Regions from separate parts of the Homo sapiens genome. Here region 2 is linked to region 1. The links are chromatin loops, found by intact Hi-C in ENCODE. Cell type or tissue: body of pancreas. All regions are shown on one strand. Links, peaks and the distances in the headings refer to the core of each region. The heading gives the core; the rest is flanking DNA.

Region 1 (5,368 bases), core at 216-5,215:
CCATTCAGATGAAGGCAGGAAAAGATCATGACGTTTTAGGGAATGGAGAGCTGTCCCCCAAGGCTGGGGCCTCAGATGCTTGGGGTGAGAGGAAAGGTCAGAATGCTGGGAAGGTCCATAGGGGCAGAGCATGGGGGACCTCAAACAGAGCCTTCTCAAGGAGTTTTCTCCAGTGAGTAGCACGGAGCCCCCACAAGTCTCCAGGTAAAGAAGTAACAGTTTCATTGGCAAGAGGTTGCTCTGGTAGCCTGGCACCTCCTCATGTGGCCCTGATCTTCCATCTACCTGCAGGGTCAGCACTGACTCACATTCTGAAAGCACTCCTGCCCGGGCACAGTGGCTCATGCCTGAAATCCCAGCACTTCTGGAGGCCAAGGCAGGAGGATCATTTGAGGCCAGGAGATTGAGACAAGCCTGAACAACATAGTGAGACTCCATTTCTACAAAATATAAAATATGGGCTGGACACGGTGGCTAATGCCTGTAATCCCAGCACTTTGGGAGGCCAAGGCGGGCGGATCACCCGAGGTCAGGAGTTCGATATCAGCCTGACCAACATGGTGAAACTCTGTCTCTACTAAATACAAAAAATTAGCCAGGCGTGGTGGCGCATGCCTGTAATCCCAGCTACTTGGGAGGCTGAGGCAGGAGAATTGCTTGAACCCGGGAGGCGGAGGTTGCAATGAGCTGAGATTGTACCATTGCACTCCAGCCTGGGCAGCAAGAGCGAAACTCTGTCTCAAATAAATAAATAAATAAATAAAATAAAATATTAGCCACGTGTGATGGCATGTGCCTGTAGTCCTAACTACTCGGGAGGCTGAAGCAGGAGGATCCCTTGAGCCCAGGAGTTGGAGGCTTCAGTGAACTATGATTGCGCCACTGCATTCCAGCCTGGATGACAGAAGGAGACCCTGTCTCTAAAAAAATGTTTTTAAAGTAATGGTTCTCATTGGGCCCAAGGCCGATCCCTCTTGGGACACATTCCTCCCATTTCTTCAGTGATCTCACCTCATCGTTTCACCCTTTTCTCCTCTACTGGCAGGCCTCTCTCTGCAGACCCTCTCTTTTCAGGATATAAAACACACCCAGGTTCCTGTGTGCAGGGGGAACCTCTCTCAACTTGGCAACCTCAAACCACTTCCCTATTTCACTCCTATTGTTCACATGTGAGTTTCTTGAGAGAGTGGTGGACACTCACTGTCTCCACTTCCTCATTTCCTACTTTTCCACCTACTTGAGTCTGTCTTCTGCCCTCGCCATTCCACATATATTTGCCCTCACCAGCCAGGCCCGGTGGCTCACGCCTGTTATCCCAACACTTTGGGAGGCTGAGGCAGGCAGATCACCTGAGGTCAGGAGTTCAAGACCACCCTGGCCAACATGGTGAAACCCCATCTCTACTAAAAACACAAAAATTAGCTGGGTGTGGTGGCGCACACCTGTAATCCCAGCTACTGGGGAGGCTGAGGCAGGAGAATCGCTTGAACCCGGGAGACAGAGGTTGCAGTGAGCCGAGATTGAGCCATTGCACTCCAGCCTGGGTGACAGAGCGAAACTCCATTAAAAAAAAAAAAAAAAAAGATTTGCCCTCAGCAGGGCCACCAGTAACTTCCTGGTCATCAAATCAGGCAAACACGTTTTGGTGTCCATCCAATGCTACTGACTATGCCTCCTCCTTGAACATGTTCCTTTCGAATATGCGACGACGCACCCTCCCCTTGTTCTCATCTTTCTCTATGGCTTTCTCTGTCAATCCCCTGTGGGGTGTCTCTTCCTCTGCTTTACTCATTACACCCAGAGTCCTCCCAGGACTCCACCTCTTAGTTACTTATTTAGATTCAGGGTCTTGTTCTGTCACCCAGGCTGGAGTGCAGGGGTGCAATTACAGCTCACTGCAGCCTCAAAGTCCTGGGCTCAGGCGATCCTCCTGCCTCAGCCTCCCAAAGTGCTGGGACTAAAGGCGTGCAACACCATGCCTGGCTAATACTTCTGGTTTTTGGAGAGGCGGGGGGGGTCCCATAATGTTGCCCAGGCTGGTCTTAAACTCCTGGCCCTAAGCAACCCACCCATCTCAGCCTCCCAAAGTGCTGGGATTACAGACGTGAGTCCCGCACCTCCATCTCTTCTTATTGCACTCAAACTCCCCACACTATCTTATCCACATAGGCAGCTTCAATTGCAAACTCTGATGACTCTCAGCCTGTCTCTGAGGTACAAACCTGTCTCTGTGTTTCCTGGTTCTGACCTGCATGTCCCATTAGAACCCCAGGGAGGGCCTCCTGGAGTGAGGAGTCTTGACCTTGAATCTCCCCTTTTCTCTTCATCACTACCGACACTACCTGAGTTGAGTTGCTTCTACCATTGCAGGAACCCCCTAAGTAATCTGCAGGCCATCTCACCTTCTTCTGATCCATCTTTTATTTATTTATTTACTTACTTACTTACTTACTTACTCACTTACTTATTTGAAACAGAGTCTTGTTCCATCACTCAGGCTGGAGTGCAGTGGCACAATCTCAGCTCACTGCAACCTCCACCTCTTGGGTTCAAGCGATTCTCGTGCCTCAGCCTCCTGAGTAGCTGGGGTTACAGGCACACGCCACCACAGCTGGCTAATTTTTGTATTTTTAGTAGAGATGGGGTTTCACCATGTTGGCCAGGCTGGTCTGAAACTCCTGACCTCAGGCGATCCGCCCACCTCAGCCTCCCAAAGTGCTGAGATTACAGGCATGAGCCACCACACCCAGCTCCCATGACTGCTTAACTGATAGAATGTGGTAGAAGTTATTCTGTGACAATTACAGGCCTATCCTTTCAGTAGACTAAAAGGTTTTGCTTCCTTTCTCAGGATGCTTCTGCTCAAAATCCCAGAATAATGAGAAATAACAAAATGGTTGTCAATTTGGCCAGGTGCAGTGGCTCACACCTATAATCATAGCACTTTGGGAGGCCAAGGCGGGTGGATCAGTTGAGCTCAGAAGTTCAAGAACTGCCTGGGCAATATGGTGCAACCTTGTGTCTACAAAAAATATACAAAATTAGCTGGGCATGCACCTGTTGTCCCAGCTACTCAGGAGGCTGAGGTGGGAGGATTGCTTGAACCAGGGAGGCAGAGGTTGCAGTGAGCCAACATCACACTGCTGTACTCCAACCTGGGCAACAAAGTGCAACCCTGTTTCAAAACAAACAAACAAACAAAATAATAATAAATAATGGCTCCAGTGTGGTGGCTCACACCTGTAATCCCAGCACTTTGAGGGGCCAAGGCAGGAGGATTTCTTGAGCCCAGGAGTTCAAGACTAGCCTGGGCAACACAGAGAGATCCTAACTCAACGAATAATATAAAAAGTTAGCGGGCTGGGTGCAGTGGCTCACACCTCTAATCCCAGCATTTTGGGAGGCCAAGGCAGGAGGATCACTTAGGGCCAGGAGTTCAAGACCAGCCTGGGCAACAAAGTAAGACCCTTGTCTCTAAAAATATTTAAAAATTAGCCAGACTATAGGTGGCGTGTGCCTATAGTTCCAGCTGCTTGGGAGGCTGAGGTGGGAGGATCGCTTGAGCCCAAGAGGTCAAGTCTGCAGTGAGCTATGATCACACCACTGCACTCCAGCCTGGGTAATAGAGTGAGACCCTGTCTATACACAAATAAACAAACAAACAAACAAACCACTCTTTTTGGCAACAGATGGGGTTTCACCATATTGGCCAGGCTGGTCTCAAACCCCTGAGCTCAGGTGATCCATCCACCTTTGCCTCCCAAAGTGCCGGGATTAAAGGTGTGAGCCACCACACCCAGCCAACTTCTTTTGATGTGGAAATTTACAAAGGATTGGCAGCCGTCTTTCATTCACTAGAGAGGACTGTGCAGGTAACATGAGCATCTGAGGCAGGGCGGGTGAACCAGAACAGGGAGTGGAGGGGCTGTGGTGGTGCCAGCCACTTGTCACCATGAAGAAATGCTGGCCCTGTGTAGCCAAACTTGGCTTTTCAAGATAAAGTAGAAATATGGATTTTTATGTGAAAGCTCTAGATCTTTCAATGTTGGCAACTAATTCAAAAATTTCTAAAAATGTTGTGCGAGCAAAACTAAATATGTCTTTGGTTTGGATGTGGTTTTTCTGGCCAGATTTTTTTTTTTTTTTTTAAAGAAATAGAGACAGGGATTTGCTATGTTGCCCAGGCTGGTCTGAAACTCCTGGCCTCAAGTGATGCTCCCACCGCAGCCTACCAAACTGCTAAGATTATAGGCATGAGCCACCAGGCCCTGCCCTGGCCAGCAATTTTTCTTTTTTGACTCTGTTCTTTGCCCTTGACATGGGCCTGAAATCTCTTTTTTAAAATTAATTTATTTATTTATTTTTGAGACAGAGTCTTGCTCTGTCACCCAGGCTGGAGTGCAGTGGCACCATCTCGGCTCACTGCAACCTCCACCTCCCTGGTTCAAGTGATTCTCCTGCCTCAGCCACCCAAGTACCTGGGACTACAGATATGCACCATCACACCTGACTAATTTTTTAATTTTTTGGTAGAGATAGAATTTCATCACGTTGGTCAGGCTGGTCTCAACCTCCTGACCTCAAATGATCCACCCACCTTGGCCTCCCTAAGTGCTGGGATTACAGATGTGAGTCACTGCGCCTGGCCTGAATTTATTTTTAATTTATATATTTTTTAGAGACAGGGTCTTGCCATGTTGCCCAGGCTTGTCTCGAACTCCTGAACTCAAGCTATCTGCCTCAGCCTCCCAAAGAGCTGGGATTACAGGTGTGAGCCACCGTGCCCAGCCTGGGCCTGAAATCTCTTACTCTTTGTTTCCTACCAAACTTTCATGTATCCTACTTATCCCTTGAAACCTGGCGAGGTGTGGTGGCTCGGCGAGCCGAGATCGCACCACTGTACTCCAGCCTGGGTGACAGAGTGAGACTCCATCTCAAAAATATAAAAATTAAAATAAATAAATAAAACTCAAGTCAAGATTTCCTTCTCTGGGAACTGCCTCTCCCCTGACCCACAGTCACTGCCCAAATGCTTTCCTTTCTGTTTTGTGTTAGTGGCCCTTGCTGTATACCTCAATCATTGTAACTGGTACATTGGATAGTCATTGTTTATATGTCCCCCTCTTCCACAGACTGAGTTGTTGTCTGTTTCTTTGAGACAGGATCTTGCTCTGTCGCCTTGGCTGGGGTGCAGTGGTGTGATTATGGTTCATTGCAGCCTTGACATCCCAGGCTCAAGCAATCCTCCTCCTGCCACAGTCTCCCCAGGAGGTGGGCCCACAGGCACGAGCCACTGGACCTAGCTAATTTTTCATTTTTTGTAGATGAGATCTCACTGTGTCACCCAGGATGGTCTCAAACTCCTGGC
Region 2 (5,368 bases), core at 291-5,290, 52 kb after region 1:
CCATCTCAAAAAAAAAAAAAAAAATGCCCAAGGCTGCCCAGACTGGTGGCCCACCGAGTCCTCCAGCCCCAAATGTCTCTGCCTGTCAACACCTTGCATCCTCCAGCCCCACAAGCCATTCTAATCTCCTTCTAGGAACAGAACTGGCAAAGAGGCAAGAGGTCACTGAGGGCCTCTGTCACCCAGGTGAGGACCTGAGCCAAGCTTCAGCTCTGGGTGTGGCAGAAGCAGGTGGGGCCATGATTGCTTTGGGAGGGGCCCAGCAGCGCCCAGCCTGACCCAGATTGCCAGGCCTCCTCACACCTGCTGCCAGATCAGCAGTTCACATAGCTGTGGGGACCCCACTGGCCTGCCCCCACCCACGCTGCCTCCTTGCCTCCTCCGGTCTCTTCCTGTCTTCAGCCAGGTGTGGCCTGATAGAAAGAAGGCATGCGCACCTGGGCTCAAACTCCAGCTGTGCCACTTAGTAAGTGCTGTGTGATATTGGGCAAGGCACCTCACCTCTCGGCGCCTCAGTTTCCGGAGTCAATCTATTTATCTTTTTTTTTGGTTTTGTTTTTTTGAGACAGTGTCTCGCTCTGTCACCCAGGCTGGAATGCAGTGGTGCAATCATAGCTCACTGCAGCCTCAAAACTCCTGGGTGCAAGGGATCCTCCCAGCTAGCTGGACGAGCCATTGCAACCGGCTAATTTTTTTTTTTTTTTTTTGTGGAGCTGGGGTCTTGCTATGTTGCCCAGGCCAGTCTCAAACTCCTGGGCTCAAGCGATCCACCACCTCAGCTTCTCAAAGTGCTGGGATTATAGGCGTGAGCCACTGTGCCCGGCCGAGACAGTTCTAATAATGAAAGCATAAAGCCCTAAGCATTGTTCTAAGAGGTTTACATGTATTAATTCCTTTAATCTTACAGCAGTACCTCAAGCTAGGTACTATTATTATCTCCATTTACAGATAAGGAAACTGAGACCCAGCCTATCCAGCTGTGAGGGTGAAATGAGAGATGTTGAGGTCAGGGCTCCAGTGGGTCTGCCCGGGGGGTGCTAACGACTCCTCTTCTGCCTGCTTCTCTCTTTAGGACCTGCCTCCTGCCTGCCCCTCTCCCGCCAGACTGTTAGAAAATGGACACTGTGCCCAGCCCGGACCTTGGCAGCCCAGGCCGGGGTGGAGCATGGGCCTGGCCACCTCTCTCCTTTGCTGAGGCCTCCAGCTTCAGGCAGGCCAAGGCCTTCTCCTCCCCACCCGCCCTCCCCACGGGGCCTCGGGACCTCAGGTGGCCCCAGTTCAATCTCCCGCTGCTGCTGCTGCGCCCTTACCTTCCCCAGCGTCCCAGTCTCTGGCAGTTCTGGAATGGAAGGGTTCTGGCTGCCCCAACCTGCTGAAGGGCAGAGGTGGAGGGTGGGGGGCGCTGAGTAGGGACTCAGGGCCATGCCTGCCCCCCTCATCTCATTCAAACCCCACCCTAGTTTCCCTGAAGGAACATTCCTTAGTCTCAAGGGCTAGCATCCCTGAGGAGCCAGGCCGGGCCGAATCCCCTCCCTGTCAAAGCTGTCACTTCGCGTGCCCTCGCTGCTTCTGTGTGTGGTGAGCAGAAGTGGAGCTGGGGGGCGTGGAGAGCCCGGCGCCCCTGCCACCTCCCTGACCCGTCTAATATATAAATATAGAGATGTGTCTATGGCTGACCCTGGCTCTGTCTGTGTTCGCGACGCCCCCGCCCTGCCCCGTGCGGCTCTGAGGACAGACTTGACTTGGGCTTTCAGGGGCCTGGTGCCCTTCACTCCCAGCTGCCCAGGGCTGGGGACGGGGCTCTGGAGAGCTCCAGACTCCTAGAAAGAAGGGGGTCAGTTTTCCCCTTAGTCACTGTCCTGTCCTCTCGCTAATGGCTTCCTGTCTAACTGGCTGGGGGTGATTCGGGGTGACTCAGGAGCACCCTACACACCCCTGGATCCTCTGAAATGGCAAGGGGTAGGCATGTTGGATGCGCTGGCTACAAGTACCAGTGAGAGGGAGAGGTCCTGACAGTCCTGGGTGGTTTTTACTCCCCTCATGTAGCCCAGGACGGGGCTGCTGGGGGCTGGGAAGGGCCTGGGGATATGAGAGCCAGGGCTACTTGCCTCACCTCCTGACACTACCCCAGCTTCAGCCGAACCCTGCAGCCTGGCTCCAAGCCAGCCCAGCGGCAGGCTCAGCAGGTCCCAGGGGCGTGGCAGTGGCCAGTAGTAGAGCCGGCCCACACTGGCTAGGCAGGCAGCACAGTCCCGCGGACGGCTGAGCGTGTGGCTGCAGGAGCTTCTGTGGGAGTACGGTCATGAGCCTTTTGCTGTACTATGCCCTCCCTGCCCTGGGCAGCTATGCCATGCTCTCCATCTTCTTCCTGCGCCGGCCTCATCTGCTGCACACGCCCAGGGCTCCCACCTTCCGCATCCGCCTGGGGGCCCACCGAGGAGGTGAGCCGGGTAGGGGTGAGAACAGGTGCCAAAGTGGACAGCACAGAGGGGTAGGTCCAAGGGGGCATGCTAGAAACGGGGCAGGGACCAAGAGAGAAGGAGAGCGAAGTGGCAGGGCAGGGTGTGGACGAGGAAGAAGATGCTGGCGCAGCCTGGGCTGGCTGGGGAGGTGAGGCCAGAGGGAGGATGGAGCCCAGAGAGGGAATGTGGGTGATGAGGTTGGGCCAGGCCCCTAGACCCCAAGCCCCAGAGGCCCACTCCAGTGCCCCCCACAGGATCTGGAGAGCTGCTGGAGAACACCATGGAGGCCATGGAGAAGTGAGTGTATCTGCCCCTGCCCAGGCTGCCATGTGAGGGTGTGCAGGTCGTGGACTGCATCACAGCAAGGGACGCCATTCACTTCCTAGCTGGGTGACTGGCGCCCCCTGGAGGTGGCCTGCACATCCCGCCACGAACTCCGCTCTCACATTCCCGGCCACCTCCCAGCCACCATGCCCCTCATCCCAGTCCCCTGCCCCTGCCCCCCGCTGACCTTCACCCCCACAGCTCCATGGCCCAGCGCTCGGACCTCCTGGAGCTCGACTGTCAGCTGACACGGGACAGAGTGGTGGTGGTGTCACATGATGAGAACCTGTGCCGCCAGTCGGGCCTAAACAGGGATGTGGGCAGCCTGGACTTCGAGGTGGGCCCTGCCCTGACACCCCAACCCCCACCCTGAGAGTCACCATGCCCAATGCGGGCCTCTAGTGACATCCTTCCTGTCCTCCCCAGGACCTGCCCCTCTACAAGGAGAAGCTGGAGGTTTACTTCTCTCCAGGTGAGAGCAAGGGCTTCGAGCCCTGCCTGGGCCATGCCTGCCTTCCTTGGACCTCCGCCTTGGCTTCCCTCTGACCCCTTTTCCCACACCACCCCCAGGCCACTTTGCTCACGGGTCAGACCGGCGCATGGTTCGTCTGGAGGACCTGTTCCAGAGGTTTCCAAGGACACCCATGAGCGTAGAGATCAAAGGGAAGAACGAAGAGCTCATCCGTGAGGTGGTGCTGCAGGCAGGGCTAGGGCGGCCACCGGGGGCGTGAGAGAGGCCTGGCTCTCCCTTCACCTCCTTCTCCTCCTCCCAGATAGCAGGCTTGGTGAGACGCTATGACCGTAATGAAATCACCATCTGGGCCTCGGAGAAGAGCTCGGTCATGAAGAAATGCAAGGCTGCCGTGAGTCCCCCCACCCCTCCCCCGTCCTCTTCCTCCTCCAGGGGCCCCTCCTCCCCAGAGCTGGAGCCCACCCAGCATGGGGACCCGAGCTAGAGGGGTCTGGGAGAGTTCCCAGTGGCGTGGCGGTGGCAATGAAAAGGGTGTGAACTCAGGCCTCGAACACAGAGCCAAGATGTGACTTTTGTTTTTTTTCTTTTTTGAAACACAGTCTCTCTCTGTCGCCCAGGCTGGAGTGCGGTGGTGCGACCTCGGCTCACTGCAACCTCTGCCTCCTGGGTTCAAGCGATTCTCATGCTTCAGCCTCCCGAGTAGCTGGGATTACAGGTGCACGCCACCACGCCCAGCTAATTTTTGTATTTTTAGTAGAGATGGGGTTTTACCATGTTAGCCAGGCTGGTCTTGAACTCCTGATCTCAGGTGATCCACCTGCCTCAGCCTCCCAAACTGCTGAGGTTACAGGCGTGAGCCACCACACCCAGCCCCAAGATGTGACTTGGATCCTGCAGGTAGTAGGGCCTCTGGAATGCCCACCACGGCTCCCCTGCAGCTCATGCCTCCTCTCTGCTTCCCCAGAGCAGACAGATTCTCATGCCTCTCCTTGCCTCCCCAGAACCCCGAGATGCCCCTGTCCTTCACAATAAGCCGAGGATTCTGGGTGCTGCTTTCCTACTACCTGGGGCTGCTGCCCTTCATCCCAATCCCTGAGAAGTTCTTCTTCTGCTTCCTGCCCAACATCATCAACAGGTACCAGTGGGGGGCGGACCTCAGAAAAACTCCCCACTGCTTAGGGTCTCCGTGGAGAAGGAGCCCAGATCTTCCCAGCTCCCCAGCTCCCCTCAGAGATAACCCCCAAGGTCTTTTAAGGACAGTGGTTCTTACCCAGCATTCATGAATACTAAGGGAACTGTGAACACCCTGAAATTCTGTGCATATGTGGAGTTTTAGGATAGAGAGGTAATTTATCCATCTCAGGCCATCTAGCATATTTTATTGAATGTCTACTCTGTCCCAGGTGCAGTTATAATGTGTAAATGAGACCAGTGAGGGTGGGGAGAGGTCCTTGGTGAGCTTACAGTCTGGCTGGGGAGACATTCGTTCATTAATTATAGCACGGCTGTCTCAGACCCTCAGCAGGAAAAGGCCAAGTCAGTGTTCTGCAGGAAGGCAGGGGTTAACAAAGTAACAGCTGGGGAAAGGATCAGGAATTTGGATACTTCGCTGGCACTTAAGCCTAGTCCCTCCCTTTGCTTTACAATTTTTTTTTTTTTTTTGAGACAGTCTTGCTCGGGCTGGAATGCAGTGGCCAGATCATGACTCACTGCGCCTCGACCTCCTGGGCTCAGGAGATCCTCCTGCCTCAGCCTCCTAAGTAGCTGGGAGTATAGGCGTGCAACACTGCACCTGGCTAATTGTTAAATTATTTGTAGAGACAAGGTCTCACTATGTTGACCAGGCTGCTCTTGAACTCCTCAGCTCAAGCGAGCCTCCCACCTTGGTCTCCCAAAGTGCTGGGATTACATACCTGAGCCCCTGGGCCCGGTCTCCCTTTGCTTTCTGACAGCTTCTCTGTGGTAGTCCCAGAGCTCTCTGCTCCCCTCTGTTGTCCAGAAGGAAGTCCCACTCAGCCCCCACAATACCTTGCTACAAAGAGATCAATGATATTTGTGTACCACCTTTTTATACCGGATTTTTTTTGTGTTTTTTGAGGAGTCTTCCCCT

The links. Hi-C counts contacts between places; a loop is a spot of excess contacts. Peaks named below come from ENCODE experiments on the same cell type or tissue, not always from the same donor. Only the 100,000 strongest peaks of a DNase experiment are listed, where the experiment ranks them.
Region 2: it touches region 1 in a loop (2.9-fold over the local background); 6 of 110 quality-filtered maps call a loop at or near these places.

The regions. Positions count from the first base shown.
Region 1 is chr16:30,162,193-30,167,560 of GRCh38, reverse strand. No RefSeq gene overlaps it. Among named protein-coding and RNA genes, the nearest start is that of CORO1A, 19 kb to the left of the region's middle. RefSeq lists an enhancer at 1,216-1,475. In body of pancreas, for the core only: no CTCF peak of the experiment used is centred there; no DNase peak of the experiment used is centred there.
Region 2 is chr16:30,110,413-30,115,780 of GRCh38, reverse strand. GDPD3 (glycerophosphodiester phosphodiesterase domain containing 3) reads left to right here and starts at 2,244. Exons shown (of 10, transcript NM_024307.3): 1 at 2,244-2,441; 2 at 2,717-2,759; 3 at 2,988-3,123; 4 at 3,213-3,258; 5 at 3,357-3,475; 6 at 3,560-3,649; 7 at 4,260-4,393. The coding sequence starts at 2,303. It overlaps MAPK3 (mitogen-activated protein kinase 3), which reads left to right. Exons shown (of 9, transcript NM_002746.3): 9 at 1,073-1,676. RefSeq lists a silencer at 1,979-2,273. In body of pancreas, for the core only: no CTCF peak of the experiment used is centred there; a DNase peak (open chromatin) is centred at 2,870.